Regions from separate parts of the Mus musculus genome. Here region 1 is linked to region 2. The links are chromatin loops, found by intact Hi-C in ENCODE. Cell type or tissue: left cerebral cortex. All regions are shown on one strand.

Region 1 (8,000 bases), 260 kb before region 2:
TTTCTTTAGCCTCTCCATCATGCTTTTGGAGGCAGGGTCTATCACTGAACCTGATAGAAGGGCAGCAGAGAGCCCAGGGAGCCTCTGTCTCTGCCTCCAGGAAGTGGGCAGGGGGTGAGGGGTGGGGGTGGGTGCAGGCGCTGAGACCTGCACTCACATGGATGCTGGAGCTTAAAAGAGAACCCTCAGGGCAGGTACTTCCCTTCCTGAGCCATCTCCCCGAGATGCCTTTGAGTTCCCCATCTCCTTGTCTTTGCTTCCCAAGTGCTGGAAAGACAGGCATGGGCCAGAAGGCCCAATAAGCCCTCTCTCTCTCTCTCTCTCTCTCTCTCTCTCTCTCTCTCTCTCTCTCTCTCTCCCTCCCTCTCTCTCTCTCTCTTCCTCCCTCCCGCTCTCTCTAATTTATCTTTTAAAAAATGGGTTCCTAAAACTATTACATGTGCGCATGTGCCTTTGTGTGTGCACATGAACGTCGCACCCTCAGAGTCCAGGAGGGGCATCTGATTTGCTGGAGTTAACGTTACAGGAAGTGGTAAGCTGCTTTCTCCATGCGGGTTCAGATTTCCAGGCCCTCTCTAAGAGCCGCCATTTGTTCCTCCAGTAATGCAGGCAGTTCCACTGAGATCAGTCCAACACAACTAGAACCTTTGGCCTTGGCCATCTTCCAGAAATCCCAGCTAGTTCCAGGTGTGCCAGTACACATCTGTTCTAACACTCTGCAGGTGGAGGCCGGAGGATCGGGAACCCAAGGTCATCCTCGGCTACACCAACTGAGGAGATGTGCTGTGTCCATGTCTGTGGTGCCTAGGTTCTCTTCCTTTCTCTTCTATCCTTTACAGTTACTTATTCATTATGTGCATGTGAGAGGTCAAAGGACAGCCCAAGAGAATTGGTTCTTTCTTCCACCTGTGGGTACCAGGGATCGAACTCAGGTCCTTGGATCCCCCCCCCCCCCAGGCCTCTCACCCACTCCTGTGTTCTCCAAGTGAGTCACAGACTTGATTCATCTTGGAAGGTAATGGACACAGTGTAACAGCACACACCTGACAATGGGCGGCATCATCAGGTCATCCTTGGCAATGGAGCCAGTAGCAGGCCAGCCTGGAGGATAAGAGACCTGTCTCTAAATAAATAAATAAATAAATAAATAAATAAAAAATAAACCAAAGAGAGACCTGCAAGGCTGGGTGTGGCTATGGACAACTTTAATCCCAGCACTCAGGAGGCAGCTCTCTGAGTTTCGGGCCAGTCTGGTCTACAGAGTGAGTTCCAGGACAGCCAGGGCTACAGAGAAACTTGTCTCAAAAAAAGAGAGAGAGTCCTTTAACAAAAGGGGATGGAGAGAGAGTCATAAACCATCTGAAGTTGCCACAGCCTTCCCTCCTGCACTGCTACAGTTGTATAACATTCTGCCCATTGTTGTTGGTCTGATACCTTCACTGAACGTGGTCTCTGAGTACAAGGGGCATCAAATAGCAACAACCGAGATGTGGGTGGGGGCCTCCACCTCCCATGCCTTGGGAGGTGATCATCCTGTAACTCACCTAATAAACTCTTTAATCACCAAGCCAGACTTGGGTGGGAAGGCTTCCAGGTGTGCTATCCAAGATAAGTGACATCTATTCACATCTCCTAGGGAGAAGTCCAGGCAACCTTCTTTCTTCCTCTCTTTCTCTTTCTTTGCTTCTGCTTCTCATTATCCTATTATCCAGGCTATCAAGTAGCTAAGGCTGTCCCTGAACTACTGATCCTCCTGTCTCCACCTCCTTAGTGCTGGGATGACAGGTCTGAGCCAGCATAGTGGGCTGAGATTCTCACAGCAGCGGTGGCTGTCTTGCCCGGAGAATTGATTCCCACAGGACAAGGATGAGCCAATGCCCCACTAGTGTCATGTTACATAACTCCACTTTCAAAACCAGTAAGTTGGCACAGCTGACATCTGTAGATTTGAATCTGGTTTCAGTAGTCTTGGCCTGTGTTCCTTAAGGTTGATCACATCTTTTCCCTGGGTACTCTCTGTGTAAACTACACTGTCATAAGCTTAATTAGCTTAAATACTACATTCAAAGGAAAGGCCATGGTGGCTCATGTCTGCCAACCCAACCCCCCAAAAGGAGGCCAGCCTTGGCAACATAGGAAGTTCCAGGCCAGCCTGTCCTAGAGACCCTGTCCCAAATAGACAAAAATCACCAAATGAGGAAATTGTATAACTCTTTGAAGAATAGAAAGCAGACTCCAACTCCTTTCCAGAACCCCCTCCCCAGAACTTCAACTTGGTTGAAATGGATTTCAAGGGCTGGAGAAAGGGCTCAGTGGTTAAGAGTACTGATTGCGGGCTGGTGAGATGGCTCAGTGGGTAAGAGCACCCGACTGCTCTTCTGAAGGTCAGGAGTTCAAATCCCAGCAACCACATGGTGGCTCACAACCATCCATAACGAGATCTGACTCCCTCTTCTGGAGTGTCTGAGGACAGCTACAGTGTACTCACATATAATAAATAAATAAATATTTAAAAAAAAAAAAAGAGTACTGATTGCTCTTCCAGAGGTCCTGAGTTCAATTCCCAGCAACCACATGGTGGCTCACAACCATCTGTAATGGGATAATGAGATCTGATGCCCTCTTCTGGTGTGTCTGAAGACAGCTATCGTGTACTCACATATATAAAATAAATAATTCTTTAAAGGAGGAGGAGGAGGAGGAGGAGGAGAGGATTTCAAGGAAAAGATAGTTACTGCATTCTAGAAAGATCCAATTGCCGGACAGACAAAGGCACTTATGTGAAAAAGGAATAGACCTATTAGCAGTGAGCCTAGCTTGGTGCTGCAGCCTCAGTAGTCCTGAGGCTGAGGCAGGAAGATCGCCATGAATTCCAGGCTAACCTGAGCATAGAGTGAGAGGCACAACAGCTTAGAGCGCTTGCTATTCTTGTTTGGACCTGGGTTTTTGACTCCCAGAACCCACATAAGGCAGCTCACAACCTTTTGTACCTTCTGCTCCAGGAGATCTGACATCTCCTTCCGGCCCCTTGCAGCACCTTTACATTCACACTTCCACAATTAAAAATAACAACAAACCTTCAAAATCAACAAAATACTTGTCATTGGGGGGGGGGTTGTTTGCTTGCTTGATTTTTTTGGTACATGTTCTCTCTATGTAGCCTTGGCTGCTCTGGGACTCCCAATATAGATCAGGCTGGCATCAAACAGAGACAAGATCCTCCTGTCTCTGCTTCCTGAGTGCTGGGATTAAAGAGGTACACTGCAGAGTGGGGCGTGGTGGTGCATACCTTTTAATCCTAGTATTTGGGAGGCAGAGGCAGGCAGATCTCTGAGTTTGAGGCCAGCCTAGTCTTCTATAGAGCAAATTCTAGAACAGCCAGGGCTACACACACACACACACACACACACACACACACACAATCTAGAAAAAAAAATGGTATGTACCACTATGCCCTGGCTTGTTTTTCTTTTAACGGCTTATTTATTTATTCCTTGGTTTTTCAAGGCAGGGTTTCCCTGAGTGCTGGGATTAAAGGTGTACACTACCACATCTGGACTATTTCTTTATTTTTTTGGGGGGGGGTGAGACAGGGTTTCTCTGTATAGTCCTGGCTGTCCTGGAACTCACTTTGTAGACCAGGCTGGCCTTGAACTCAGAAATCCGCCTGCCTCTGCCTCTCAAGTGCTGGGATTAAAGGCATGCGCCACCACGCCCGGCTATTTTTATCTTTTATTCTTTAACAATTTCACACATTTATACCAAGTGTTTACTCAGAATTATTGCTCTTCCTCCCAACACTCCTGGCACAGCCTCCTCCCACCTTCATGTCCCTTTTCTGTAACACATGGAGTCCAGGAACTGCTGCCTGCTGGGACACTGGCTGATCTAGCTGGGTTGATCTTGTCCAGCTGCTGTGAGGTCACAAGGATGATGGCCACCAGACATCCATTAGACAACCTTTCACAGCTCTTGCCCCTCTTAGAGCAAGCACTCGTAGCCAGTTCTTCCTCTGCATTCGGACTTGAGAGCCTCTGAATTTCCCGCTTCCTGCTGCAAAGTGAAGCATCTCTGACGAGGGCCCAGAGCGGCAATCTATGGGGACAAATATTCAGAAGGCAGTTTCACAGCACAACCATTTGGCAGAGCAACGGAAGGCAAGTTTCTCTCCTTGTTGTGTAACCTTGGAGTGTGGGCTCTAGTCAGGTTATAGCACTGAGCGTGGTCCCCTCCTGCAGAGCAGCCTTGAGTTCACCATAGCTCTCATGCCACCAGTGCACCAGCAGCCACATCTTGCCACCAGATGGAGTTGCAGCACTCGAGGTCCACCCCTGGATAAGACCACTTATGACTTTTGTCATAAGTGGTCTTATCCAGACCAAATGTTACCTTCTGGTACTATGAAATTGAATCAGCTGGGAGGAAATCTCCAGGTCAATTCCAGTTTGGTTTCTGCATGACCCATGAAGACACCAAAGTGACTGGTGTCTTCAGCAACTGAGTCTTGTCATCTAATTATGGTGAGCAACCCAGAGTAATGACAAGAGCCTGTGTCGTTTGGAGAGCTCTAGGGAAAAACATCTCTGGCTTTTGATGGTCATGTCTGGCTTTTATGCAATTTAAAGGTACAAGTCTCCAGTTACGCAAGTGTATCTTCCTCAGGGAACATGGCAACCGCTTTAAGTAATGCTTACATCAGGCGACAATTAAGAAAGTTCCAGAATGTGCCTGAGGTGGTAGCAGAGCATGATGTCTCAGCCCGATACAGATGTATTGTAAAGGAGCCTAGCACAGGGCAGAGGGGAGTGACACGTGGGAAAAAGTGTGGCTGCTAAAAAGAGTTGCACTGACTGCTCTTCCCAAGGTCCTAAGTTCAAATCCCAGCAACCACATGGTGGCTTACAACCACCCTTAATGAGATCTGACGCCCTCTTCTGGTGCATCTGAAGACAGCTACAGTGTACTTATGAATAATAATAAATAAATCTATATCTAAATATCTATATCTATATTATTTTTTTAAAAGAGTTGCAGGGAAGACAAAGAAGATGAATGCAGAGGTGATTGCCTGACTGTCGCAGGTTCAATGGCTCAGTTTCACCTCTTCCAAGAGCCTCCAGCTGCAACGTAGGCACAGACGAGGCAGGTATGGCGGTGGGGGGAGCTCCCAGAATCTTGGTCTTACGGCGACAGATCGAGATGGCGGGCACAGTATTTCTCAAGGTATAGGACCATGCACATGGACAGTAGGCACTGTCTACCTACCCTCCAGTTTTACTTGGACAAAAAAGGAACGCTTCTAGAAAGCTGGACGCCCTCTGAAAACGAATACAGGTGTAGCGAACGTCCAGAACTTGTGGCAAGATCCAGGCCTCCTCTCCTATCTCAGTGTTCACAATGCCCTAAACTACATTGTTCAATAAATCCCCTGGCGATTCCTGGTCTAAGTCCTGTCCCAGAGACACTCTCCTCCTTTCTCTAGCGAGCCTATACGGGAGTCAGGGGTCGCAAAGCAGCTGGGAATTGTAGTTCTGGAAGATCAATTGGTTACAGGCCAGCACGTGGACCTGATTGCTGCGGGACGATGGTGGTGGGCTGGTGCGTCCCCTAAGCCTCTTCTCACCCTTTGGTGAGCACCTCCGTGAGCTTCTTCCCGCGTGGGCACCGGGAACAGCGCAACCTCGTCCGAGAACTTCCATGGGACTAATACGCGGGTTTTTCTTATTTATTCGAACGCCTACCTCTAACGAGGACCCCACCCACAGACTTATCCCCGCCTTCTTCAGTTCCGCTTATTCTGTTCTCGGAAGTGGATGAGCCAGTGACTCCCGCAAAGCACGCCGGGTGTTGTAGTTCCGGAAGCCAAGCCGGAGTGCGCGTCGTCATGTGGCCCAGAGTGCTGCTGGGGGAGGCCCGGGTGGCTGTGGACGGATGTCGCGCTCTGTTGTCTCGCCTTGCCGTGCATTTCTCCCCGCCATGGACTGCTGTGAGCTGCTCACCCCTGCGGAGGAGCCTGCATGGAACTGCGACGCGAGCTTTCCCGCTCATCCCCATAGTGGTGGAGCAGACGGTACGGTGACCTGATGGGGACATGGCGCGGAGGCTTGTAGTCGGTCGGCGTGCAAGGGAGGATGACCTTTCACATCTTCTTTTCCCACGAAGGGTCGAGGCGAGCGCGCTTATGACATATACTCGAGGCTGTTGCGGGAACGCATCGTGTGCGTCATGGGCCCGGTGAGCGACCCCGGTCCTTCCCGGGCACACCTTGTTGTCTCACCAACATTTATCCTTTGTCAAGCTCTGTGTCATATAACCCCCTCTTCCCCCTCATCCTTGGTGACCTCCTAGACCCTAGGCCCTAGACCCTGACCTTAAACATTCTTTAAAAAAAAAAAAAAAAAACTTGAGCAAAATTTTTGCTTTGTAGTACAGGCTAGCCCCTACCTTTCCATCGTCCTGCCATAGCTTCCCAAACGTTGGAATGTAAAATGTGCATTCTTACCATAGTCTGCTGTTGTCAGCCATTCTTTGTTTCAGTTTATCCTTTGGTCTTCTGAGTCAGGGTCCCAGGCTGGCCTTGAACTCCCCATGTAGCTGACAGGACATTTGAGGGAGGGATGAGGTTCCTAAACCAGACCAGGTGTAGGCAGTGCTTAAACCCAGGGCCTTTTGCCTGCTAGGAGAGCACTCCGTCCCAGTCTTGTCCCCAGCTTAGGGTCTTCCACTATCTGGGGCTTCCCCAGCCATCTCTTCCTGTGCTGGAAATTCCTGGTTCCCAGGGCCTCAACTCCTTAAGCCTCTATCCATCCCACCTTCAACCTGAGGATACCTCTGCTCTCCCCACCTGCAGATTGACGACAGTGTGGCCAGTCTGGTCATTGCCCAGCTGTTGTTCTTACAGTCTGAAAGCAACAAGAAGCCCATTCATATGTATATCAACAGCCCAGGTAAGCCAGGACAGCCTGGTTGTGGGGTCAGAGATAGCCCCTTTGGGGAAGACATGCAGCCTTGTGCCTCCTACAGAATCTAAAATTTAAAATCGCTCAAAGCAGGGTATGGTAGTGCACACATTTAATTCCTGCACTTGGGAGGCAGAGGCAGGCTGATTTCTGAATTCGAGACCAGCCTGGTCTACAGAGTGAGTTCCAGGATAGCCAGAGCTACACAGAGAAGAACTCTTATCTCGAAAAACAAACAAACAAAAAAAAGTAAGAAAGAAAGAAAGAAACCCTTTCTCGAAAAAAAACAAAAAAAAACAAAAAGAGAGAGAGAGAAAAAAATCACTCTAAGACGGTCTCTCACTGGCCTGGAACTTTCCAAATATGCTAGTATACCGGGTCAATGAGCCTGAGGGTCCTTCTGCCTCCACCTCCCTAGTGCTAGAATTACAAGTGTGTGCTGCCATGCCTACTTTGTGGGGACTGGGGATCTGAACTTGAGTCCACATACATTTTAGCAACTGAGCAGTCTCCCTTGCTTCGAGAGTAGCTGAATTAAAACAAACAAACAAAGCCTGTTTTGAGACAGAGATAGCCCAGATCCTCTGCAGTCCTCTCACCTTAGGGATTTAGTTTAGCTGAACCACCAAACTCTGAAGAAATAGTTCATTTTTAAGAAAAATATTAAGCCAGGCGGTGGTGGCACACGCCTTTAATCCCAGCACTTGGGAGGCTGAGGCAGGCAGATTTCTGGGTTCGAGGACAGCCTGGTCTACAGAGTGAGTTCTAGGACAGTCAGGCTACACAGAGAAACCCTGTCTTGGAAAAAAGAAAAAAGAAAAGAAAAGAAAAGAAAAAGAAAAGACTGGTTAAAAAAAAGAAAAATATTAAGTTACATTTATTTCTGTGTATATGGATGGGTGAGTACATTCCACTGTGTGTGTGCGTGTAGATTAGAGGACAACCTGTGGGTTTTCCCTGATATGTATGGGTCCATGTGATGTGGGCTCCTGCCTGTCCTGTGGGTCCTGGGAATTGAGTTCAGTTTGTTAGGTTTGGTGG
Region 2 (8,000 bases):
CTTGGGGGTGCCTGCTGGGTCTGGTTTCGGGGGACCTGACTGGGTGGGAGCTTCAGGGAGAAGGCCAGGGGAGATGAACAACTTCTGCTCCCCATATTTTCGGACTTGGACCCTGGGGTGAGGGGAGGAATCAGGAAGGGGGAGGTCAGGTATAGAATGTGTACGGATGCCCTTCTTAAGGGGTTGGTTCATTGCTCTGAGCCACTGGTCACCAACTCTCAGCACCTGGCCATTGCCTATCACAGTAGCTCACACACTCATGGCTGCCTGTAATAGCAACTATCAGATCACTGGGATGGGCCATTTCAGCACCAATTTAAAAGATCACATGGCCCGGTCTACAGAGGGAAGGCCTGTGAGTCAAGATTCTCGGGAGGCTGAGGCAGGAGGACTGCAGGTTCAATGTCAGCCTGGGCTACAGAGTGGACTCAAGGCCCAAACCGGTAAAACTTATTGAGACCTTGTCTTAAAAAGTACAAAGAGGGCTGGGGGTTTCTCAGGGGGTACTTGAAACCCCCCCTGTGAGGGGCTGGGAGTGTGGCTCAGGGATGGAGGTTTCCACTGCCCCCACCCCCCTTAGAGTCCCCTAGTGAGAGGATGGTGGTGTGGCTGTGGTATGGTACTTGCCTATAATTTCTAAGGCAGTGGGTTCAATTTCCAGCAGCATGTACACACACACACACACACACACACACACACACACCCCACACCCATGATGTACCATGTAGCAAGTGACTCGCTTTCTCCCTAGGGCTGCCCCACCCCAACTCACTGCAGGTCCTTGATATTGATGAGGAACAGGACCAGGAAGTTGCTGCTGTTTCTATCCAGAGGGCATTCATGGGAGTTCCGTCTCTGGGGAGTGGACAGAGGGGGCCGGGGTTACAGCGGGCCCATGGATCCAGCCTTGTTCAGTGTGCTTCCCCATCCACCCACAGCTTCTCCCTGCCCCTCCTTGGCTGTAAGCGTACCACGGAGAAGAGAGGCCCCCAACACCACGCCCATTCTCCCTCATCCCTCCCGATGCTCTCCACTCACCGAGTAGGAGCGGACACTGCCAGACCGAACTCTGCTCAAGCTGAACCCCACCTGATGGAAAAAGAGGAGAAGGGAAGGGCTCCCAAACTGTCCTCAGCAGCAGAAGAAACGAAGCCTCGTTCTGCTCTGCTCCAAGACAGGGACTAGCCAGGTCGCCCTGGGTGGTAAGGTACTCACCATATTGTCCAGGTTGGAGTTGAACTTTCAAACTTGCAGCAACCCTACTGCTGCCTCAGCATGCAGCACCGCTACTGGCTCATCTCACAGGTACTGAACACCCACTATGTGCTAGCTTCTCAATGTCCTGCCCCATCCTGGACCCACAACGCTCATGCAGAATGCACTTCCTGATTGGTTTGACCCACCTAAAAGGTTAATGGTGCTGGGCAGAACAGAGCACGCTTGCAATTCCAAGGGCTCTGGACTTGAGGCAGAAGGGGCTTGACTTTGAGACTAACTATATGAGACCCTGTCATAAGAGAAGCTGTCAGGAGAGGCTGCTTGCCAGGCGCAGGAGTGCACGCCTTTTAATCCCAGCACTGTGACGGTGGATCTGTGAGCTCAAGGTCTACATATTGAGTTCCAAGACCCTGTCTTGAACATTACCTCTCTGCCAAAAAAACCACAAGGCCACTCCCAATGGGTCATTTATATCACACCTCTTCACCCAAGGCTCAGGGAATGAAACTGAGGAGGAGGAGGAGGAGGAGGAGGAAAAGGAAGAGAAAGAGGAAGAGGAAGAGTCAAGACTGTAAAGGCAGAGGCTGAGGAGGGCAAGAGGGGAACATTGTCCTCTGAACACAGCAGACTGTTGCTTATGAACTCACAGCAGCTGTGGTTGCCCACACAGGATCGAGTCAGTCAACATTCCAGCATGGAGGGAAGAGGGGTGTTTGAACCCCTACACCTAACTGGGGAGCTGTGGACAGCTAGCTGATAGATGCTGAGTGAGTGAGGGTGTGGCCCCAGGAGAAACAAACAAACAAACAAACAAGAGCACCGGCCTTAGATCCCAGCACTTGGGAGACAGAGGTTGGCAGATCTCTGAGTCTGTGGCCAGCCTGGTCTACACAGAGTTCCTGGCTATCTGGGGCTACATAGTGAGGCCATATCTTTTTTTTTTTTTTTTTTTTTTTTAAAGGACATGAGATTGGGAGGAGTTTGGGAAGGTGGGAATGGATTTTGGAGGAGTTAGGGGGAGAAGCGTGTATGATTAAAATGCATTATATACATGCATATATGTTACATATATACTGGCTGGCTAATTTCTGATCCTCCTGCCTAAGCCAGCAGGGACACTAAGATGACAAATCTGTACCCTCAAACCCAGACTGCATGAGACACTGTATTCATTCTTAGGTGACAGGTGGGGAAGGCTATGAGACTGGCCACAGATCACACCGGTGAGGGACAGAGCTAAGACAGAATCCCAGAACTTGCACACTGAGTCCTCCCATGAGCCCCCTCACCTTTGGCAACTTCTTTTCTGTCTCCTGGAGGCTGAGTCGCAGTAAGCTCAGCTCTACTTCCAGGGAACCATTGGTGTAGAATCCGAAGCTGTTCAGTTGGATGTCAGCTCGCTTCTCCCCCTGCAGGAAACCAAAGACACAGTGGCACAAGGGCACTCTCCCCACCAAGTCCAGCACGACGGCGTGTTTCCCTGAGCGTCTCTATACATTTTTATTCAGGACAGGAGCATGTGAGAAAGCCTTCCTGGGTACATCGTATTGGTGCTGGTGACATTTTCCTACTTCAGTCCGAGGCAGCTAGAGGGTGGGGTTGTGTGTCCATGGGGTGAAACCCTGGCAACCCCATGACAGTCCCCATATAGACGTGCACCACCCCGAGAGCGGGCTACATAGGCTGGTGTGACTAGTTTCGACTTTCCAGAAAAGTTTTCGATTCTATCTGGGCTAAATTTTGAAAGTAGTCTCCTGTCACTCCCCTAAGTGAATTCCAGGAAGATCCTACCAGGTGGTACCCCTTCCTCCCAGGTCCTATGGTTGTTACCAAGTGTTCCCTGAAAGTTTAAGCGCCAGGAGTCAGGGGTCCCAGGAGATGAAGCCCCGCCCTCTAAGCCAGGCCAACCCATTACGAGCACCGGGCGGGGAGACCCCGGGACGAGACCACTAGCGGCCTGCAGTGGGGGGTGCGGCTGCTCCATCCACCGGCGGAGCTATGGGGGGAGACAACGAGGCCAAGCCTGCGGGGCTCACTGTGAGAGTCAGCCGGTGGATACGGCCTGAGCAGCCGCTCAGCGTCAGCACCAGCAGCGACAAGTATCCCCATCGGCACTGCGTTGGGCTCTCGCCGCTGAGCCCCCTCCTCTCGCTCACTGCCATCTCTGGGGCTGCGACTGCCCCCCGAACACAGCCTCTGACGCCTGATAAGGCCTACCCACTTTTCAGCCAATAGTCGCACGACGTGGTCTAGTCACCCAATTAGCAACTGAGATTCTTTTGATTGTCAGAAGGCCTCCCAAATGGGCGTGCTTATCCTTTTCAGCCCCGGCTTTCATACTCTCCAATCGCTAAACAGATTGTCCCGGATGTAGTTTGAGGAACAGGACGATTCACCAATGATCCAGGAACCCATATCCGTCCCTTAAAGCGGAATTCCTTCAGCAACTCTTAACGGTCCAAGACTACATTACCCAGAATATAGAGGGAGCAGATCCGTGCAACGAAGCATGCATAAACTACATTTCCCAGTATTCCCAAGGACGCACTTCCTCTCCCACCCCTCACTTCCCCGATACCCTGCTCCCGGCCAGAAGTGGAGACTTAGTCAACGTACGCGTCTATGAGCTTACCTTGTTTCAACTTTGCTGGGCCACCGAAAAGCCTAAAATTCTTCGCACTATGCTGATCTCTAATCCTCGGCTGAATGCCGCTGTAGGTCCTACCTGAAGACTCCGCCCTAGGCGTAACCTTGCAGCAGCTGAGTTCCCTACTTCAAACTGAAACATAGGCTCCTCAATTCCTACTGAGTCCTCAGATCTGGAAGAGTCCCAGCTGCTGGATCCTAGTTGTAGCTTGCAACTCTTAATTAGATTGCTGACCCTGGCGCGAAGCTTCCCACCGTAGTGTGATACCTTTTTCGTCACTGGGACTCTGAGTCCTTCTCCACCCTCCTCCACCATCCCTCTACCCCACTTTACATCTCAGAGCTTAGCCCACAAGCCACCAGCAGGTGGGGCCAAGGCCTATTGGAGCCTCAGTTCCAGCACTGGCTCCAGGGCGTCTTTCCTCAGAAGTCTAGACTGCTCTTCTAGCTGCAACACAATGGTGTTTTGACACTTGCGTAGCGGCGGAGAAAGCACCTACAGCCAGGGAGAGTGGGGTGGGAGCCAACAGGGCCTCTTCCCTTTTATCCGGGAGCCTTAAGGGGGTTTACAAGGCGTGAAAGGACTTTTATGATTGGGAGGACCCGAAATCCTAAGCCCCAGGGTCCCAGAATCTAGAGGCAGTTCTGATTTGGGCCTTACATACTGAATGAGGCTGGAAAATGTGTAGTCAAGTGCAAGTGCGCGGTGCTGTGCGTGCATGCGTGTGTGTGTGTGTGTGTGTGAGTGTGTGCCTAGCCCAGAACGGTGCCCAAAGGACAACCTGTCCTCTGTTTCTCAGAGGAGACTCTGGCGGGAAGGAAGAGAAGTCAGGATGCGGTGGTGTTGGGGGGTGCTAATGGACCTGGCCTTGGCTGGATGTGCATCCTGGGCAAGATCGAAGTCATCCCATCTCTGTGGCCGGAGGGAAACAGACTATTAGTGAGACGAAATGGAGATTTCTGGAGCCGAGTAGGTCCCCGCAAGAGCCTAATGACCAACCACAGATTTTCCCTGCCATGGAGTGGGGACACGTGGGAAAGACTGCTTGGATTTGGGGTTTTGATCTCTTGACCCTTTATAAAAAAAATGCGAAGTTGAAAGGAAAGGATGAATAGTTTGGGATGGCAGAGGAGAGAAATATGGGGTACAAATTTTGAAAATTAATCGAGGCGTACTTTGAGGTGGCGCATGGCCCTTTAATGGGGGGCGGGGCATCATCTGGACTCCGCCCTCAGAGCCCCCCGCTGGGGGCTCGGCAGAGTAGAGGCGTGGAAAGGCACGAAGGGGCGTTGTAATCTAGGCTGGTGGGCGTGGCCTGGCGGCGGGGCGGGGCGAGGTTGGGCACACTGCCCTGGGGCTGAGTCTCCGGTGGAGGGCGGCGGAGACCCGGGCAGGAGGCGGTGGCGTCCTGGGCGGCAAGAGCAGCATGGATTGGGGTACCGAGTTGTGGGTGAGTCTTTTTCCCCAGTTCCCACGGTTCTCCCTTGCTGGGGTCCTGGCTTCTCCGCTCTTTGTCCCCGAAGTACCTTAGCCCGGACTCCACGCTTTCCCTTGCAGCTGATCCCTTGGGTCCCCGCCCTCTGCCCTCCGCACTCACTCAAAAGTTCCTTTGGGACTTTCAAGACGCCCCGAGGACGTAGGGATACTTTGCCCAGGACCCGCATAGGGAAACTGAGGCACAGAGTTGAGAGGAAGACCATCTGAAGAAGTCCCTGGACCAGGCCAGGGAGGGGGGACAGCTGGGTGAGGTCACCTATTTTGAGCGCCCTGGCCTGGCTTGGAGGCTAATCTTACGGCCCCTGGGTCCCTGCCCGTCGCCCGCCTGTCCGGCTGGGAGGGGGAGGGGACCCTTTGGTCACCTTCTGTCCCACGTGGGGCCTTACCGGGTTCCTTCCCCGCTTACAATTGGAACGCTGAGGGGGAGGGGAAGGGGCTATAGGACTCGGCCCCGGGCGCTGGGCGGAGCCACCCCTTACCCGCCTCTTAACCTCACCCAGGAAGCCCTAGAAGTTTCCCTGAATCCTTGTCGGACTATTGACCCCTCCTCTTTCTGGAGGCGGTGCAATCTTAGGATGTAGTGGGGGTGAGCCACTATAGTGGAGGCATCACAGAAGCAGGGGAAACTGAGTCACTCAACTGAGGATCCCGGGGGATCTTGGCGAGTGGGGAAATTTGGCCATAGAGGCCCCCCGACCCTGCTTCCACGCACTTTGAGCTGCACGAACTCATCCCTTCTGTGCCTGATTTTTGTGCCAAGCCCTCTTGATTTTTTGGAATTTGGAGGGGATTAGAGGAGGGGTGAGGGAACTGGCGTGGTTTAGCCTCCTTCCACACCCTTGCTGGCCACCCCGATTCCGAGAGACCCTGCTGTCTGGTTTGGGGCCCTGGCCGTGTTGTCCAGGCCCTTCCCTGGAGGAGGACATGGGGGTTCCCGCCAGCTTCCTGCCTCCCCTGCGCCACGCCGGGGCGGCGCCTGGGGAAGCCAGCCAGCCCTTGCTGGAACCGCTAAGCCCCGAGAGATTGTCCACCCCACCCCACCTCCGCTGTTCCGGGTCGCTGGGATTTCGGTGCCTCCTACCCAGGTGACCCTAACGTTCCCCAATCGCGCTCCTGCAATCAGGATCAGTTTGAGGTGCTGGAACGCCACACGCAGTGGGGGCTGGATTTGTTGGACAAATACGTGAAGTTCGTGAAAGAACGCGCGGAGGTGGAGCAGGCTTATGCTAAGCAACTCCGGTGAGCATGAGGGTGGGTGCTCGCTGCTCTGGGACTCCAAGGGGAGACCGCAGGAGGTCCGCGTTCTTAGCCTCCCTGCCTCTGTCCCAACCTTTAGGAGCCTGGTGAAAAAGTATCTTCCCAAGAGACCTACCAAAGATGACCCTGAAGTCAAGTAAGAATGGGAGGGGGAGGGGCGAGGGAGGGGCTGGAGGCGCAGGTCTCTCACCTTCTTAGAGGCCACTCTACCTCACACTTCCAGTCCCACCTCCTGTTAGTCTGGATGTCCTAAGGTGGAATTTACTCGCTTCCAGCAGGGAGCCCTTTTTGGTTTGTAAATTCTCAGCTTCTATTTTCCCCTCACTGTGCTGTAGCTGAGTTATTTGGGGGCTTCTTATTCTTTATATATTTTGGAGAGCGAGATGCACCCACTTATCCACAGAACGCAAGTCCTCTGGAAGTCAGAGGACAGTTTGAAGGAGTCAGTTCTTGCCTCTCACCATGTGGATCCCAGGGATCAGACTCTGGTGTTTAGCCACAGGCACCTTTACCCCTTATACCACGTCACCAACCCGAGTTTTTATCTTTGAGATAAGGTTTTGGTTGTCCTGTTACTCCCTTTAGCCAGGACTGGTCTCTTAACCCAAGAGCTTTAATGTATCAGTGACTTTGATTGCCTCTGTTCTCATCTGTGAAATGGGTCTGATGGCAGAACTTACTACTCTATCTTGTGTGTTCGAAGAACTGACTTTTTGTGTCTAAAAGCAGTGGACAAAGCTGGGCGCGTTGGTGCATGCCTGTCATCCTAGCCCCCTTGGGTTGGTTCAAGGCTAGCCTCAGCTATGTAGTTAGTTTGAGGGTAGTCTAGGCTACATGCCACCCTGTCTCAAAATTCTAAACAAACAAACAAACAAACTGGTAGCCAGCCTGTAGTTACTTCCAGAAACTTTAACCTTCATTCTAAACCCTTCCCTTTAAAATCTAAAAGGTGAGCTGGGTATGGTGGCAAATGTCTACTGTCCCAGCACTCTTGATTGGAAGATTGTGAGTTCTGGACCACGTTGGGCCACTTAGTGAGACTGTATTTTGAACAAATACACAAATAAAAGTTTTACTCCAAAAAGCTCCAGAAATTAAGGTAGTTGTTTATTTGGTATATCTAGTTTCATTGGTGGCTTGATGTGAATGCTGTTTCAGGGTTTCCGAGGATTGGAAAAAACTGTGTGTGTGTGTGTGTGTGTGTGTGTGTGTGTGTGTGAGAGAGAGAGAGAGAGAGAGAGAGAGAGAGAGAGAGAGAGAGAGTGTGTGAGTGCGTGTGGTCTCATGTAGCCCAAGCTGGCCTCAAACTCACTCTGTAGCCCAGGGTGACCACAAACTCCTGATCTCCCTGCCTCAGCCTCCAGGGTGCTGGGATAGATCT

Evidence for each region. A loop is a pair of places that touch in the nucleus more often than their neighbours do. Peaks named below come from ENCODE experiments on the same cell type or tissue, not always from the same donor. Only the 100,000 strongest peaks of a DNase experiment are listed, where the experiment ranks them.
Region 1: it touches region 2 in a loop (12-fold over the local background); 13 of 42 quality-filtered maps call a loop at or near these places.

The regions. Positions count from the first base shown.
Region 1 is chr17:56,984,444-56,992,443 of GRCm38, forward strand. Clpp (caseinolytic mitochondrial matrix peptidase proteolytic subunit) reads left to right here and starts at 5,821. Exons shown (of 6, transcript NM_017393.2): 1 at 5,821-6,070; 2 at 6,163-6,234; 3 at 6,851-6,947. The coding sequence starts at 5,885. It overlaps Gm33509 (a long non-coding RNA gene), which reads right to left and starts at 5,480. Exons shown (of 2, transcript XR_385672.4): 1 at 5,266-5,480; 2 at 3,719-4,095. In left cerebral cortex, CTCF peaks have their summits at 4,283 (motif pointing right) and 4,942 (motif pointing left); DNase peaks (open chromatin) are centred at 5,553 and 5,829; H3K4me3 peaks cover 2,113 bases; H3K27ac peaks cover 1,404 bases.
Region 2 is chr17:57,244,257-57,252,256 of GRCm38, forward strand. Gpr108 (G protein-coupled receptor 108) reads right to left here and starts at 3,433. Exons shown (of 17, transcript NM_030084.4): 1 at 3,255-3,433; 2 at 2,508-2,627; 3 at 1,039-1,089; 4 at 773-855; 5 at 1-112. The coding sequence starts at 3,380. Trip10 (thyroid hormone receptor interactor 10) reads left to right here and starts at 5,195. Exons shown (of 15, transcript NM_001242389.1): 1 at 5,195-5,315; 2 at 6,486-6,601; 3 at 6,699-6,755. The coding sequence starts at 5,292. In left cerebral cortex, CTCF peaks have their summits at 2,623, 3,190, 4,227 (motif pointing right), 5,206 and 1 weaker place; DNase peaks (open chromatin) are centred at 2,704, 3,563, 4,226, 5,188 and 2 more places; H3K4me3 peaks cover 4,237 bases; H3K27ac peaks cover 2,175 bases.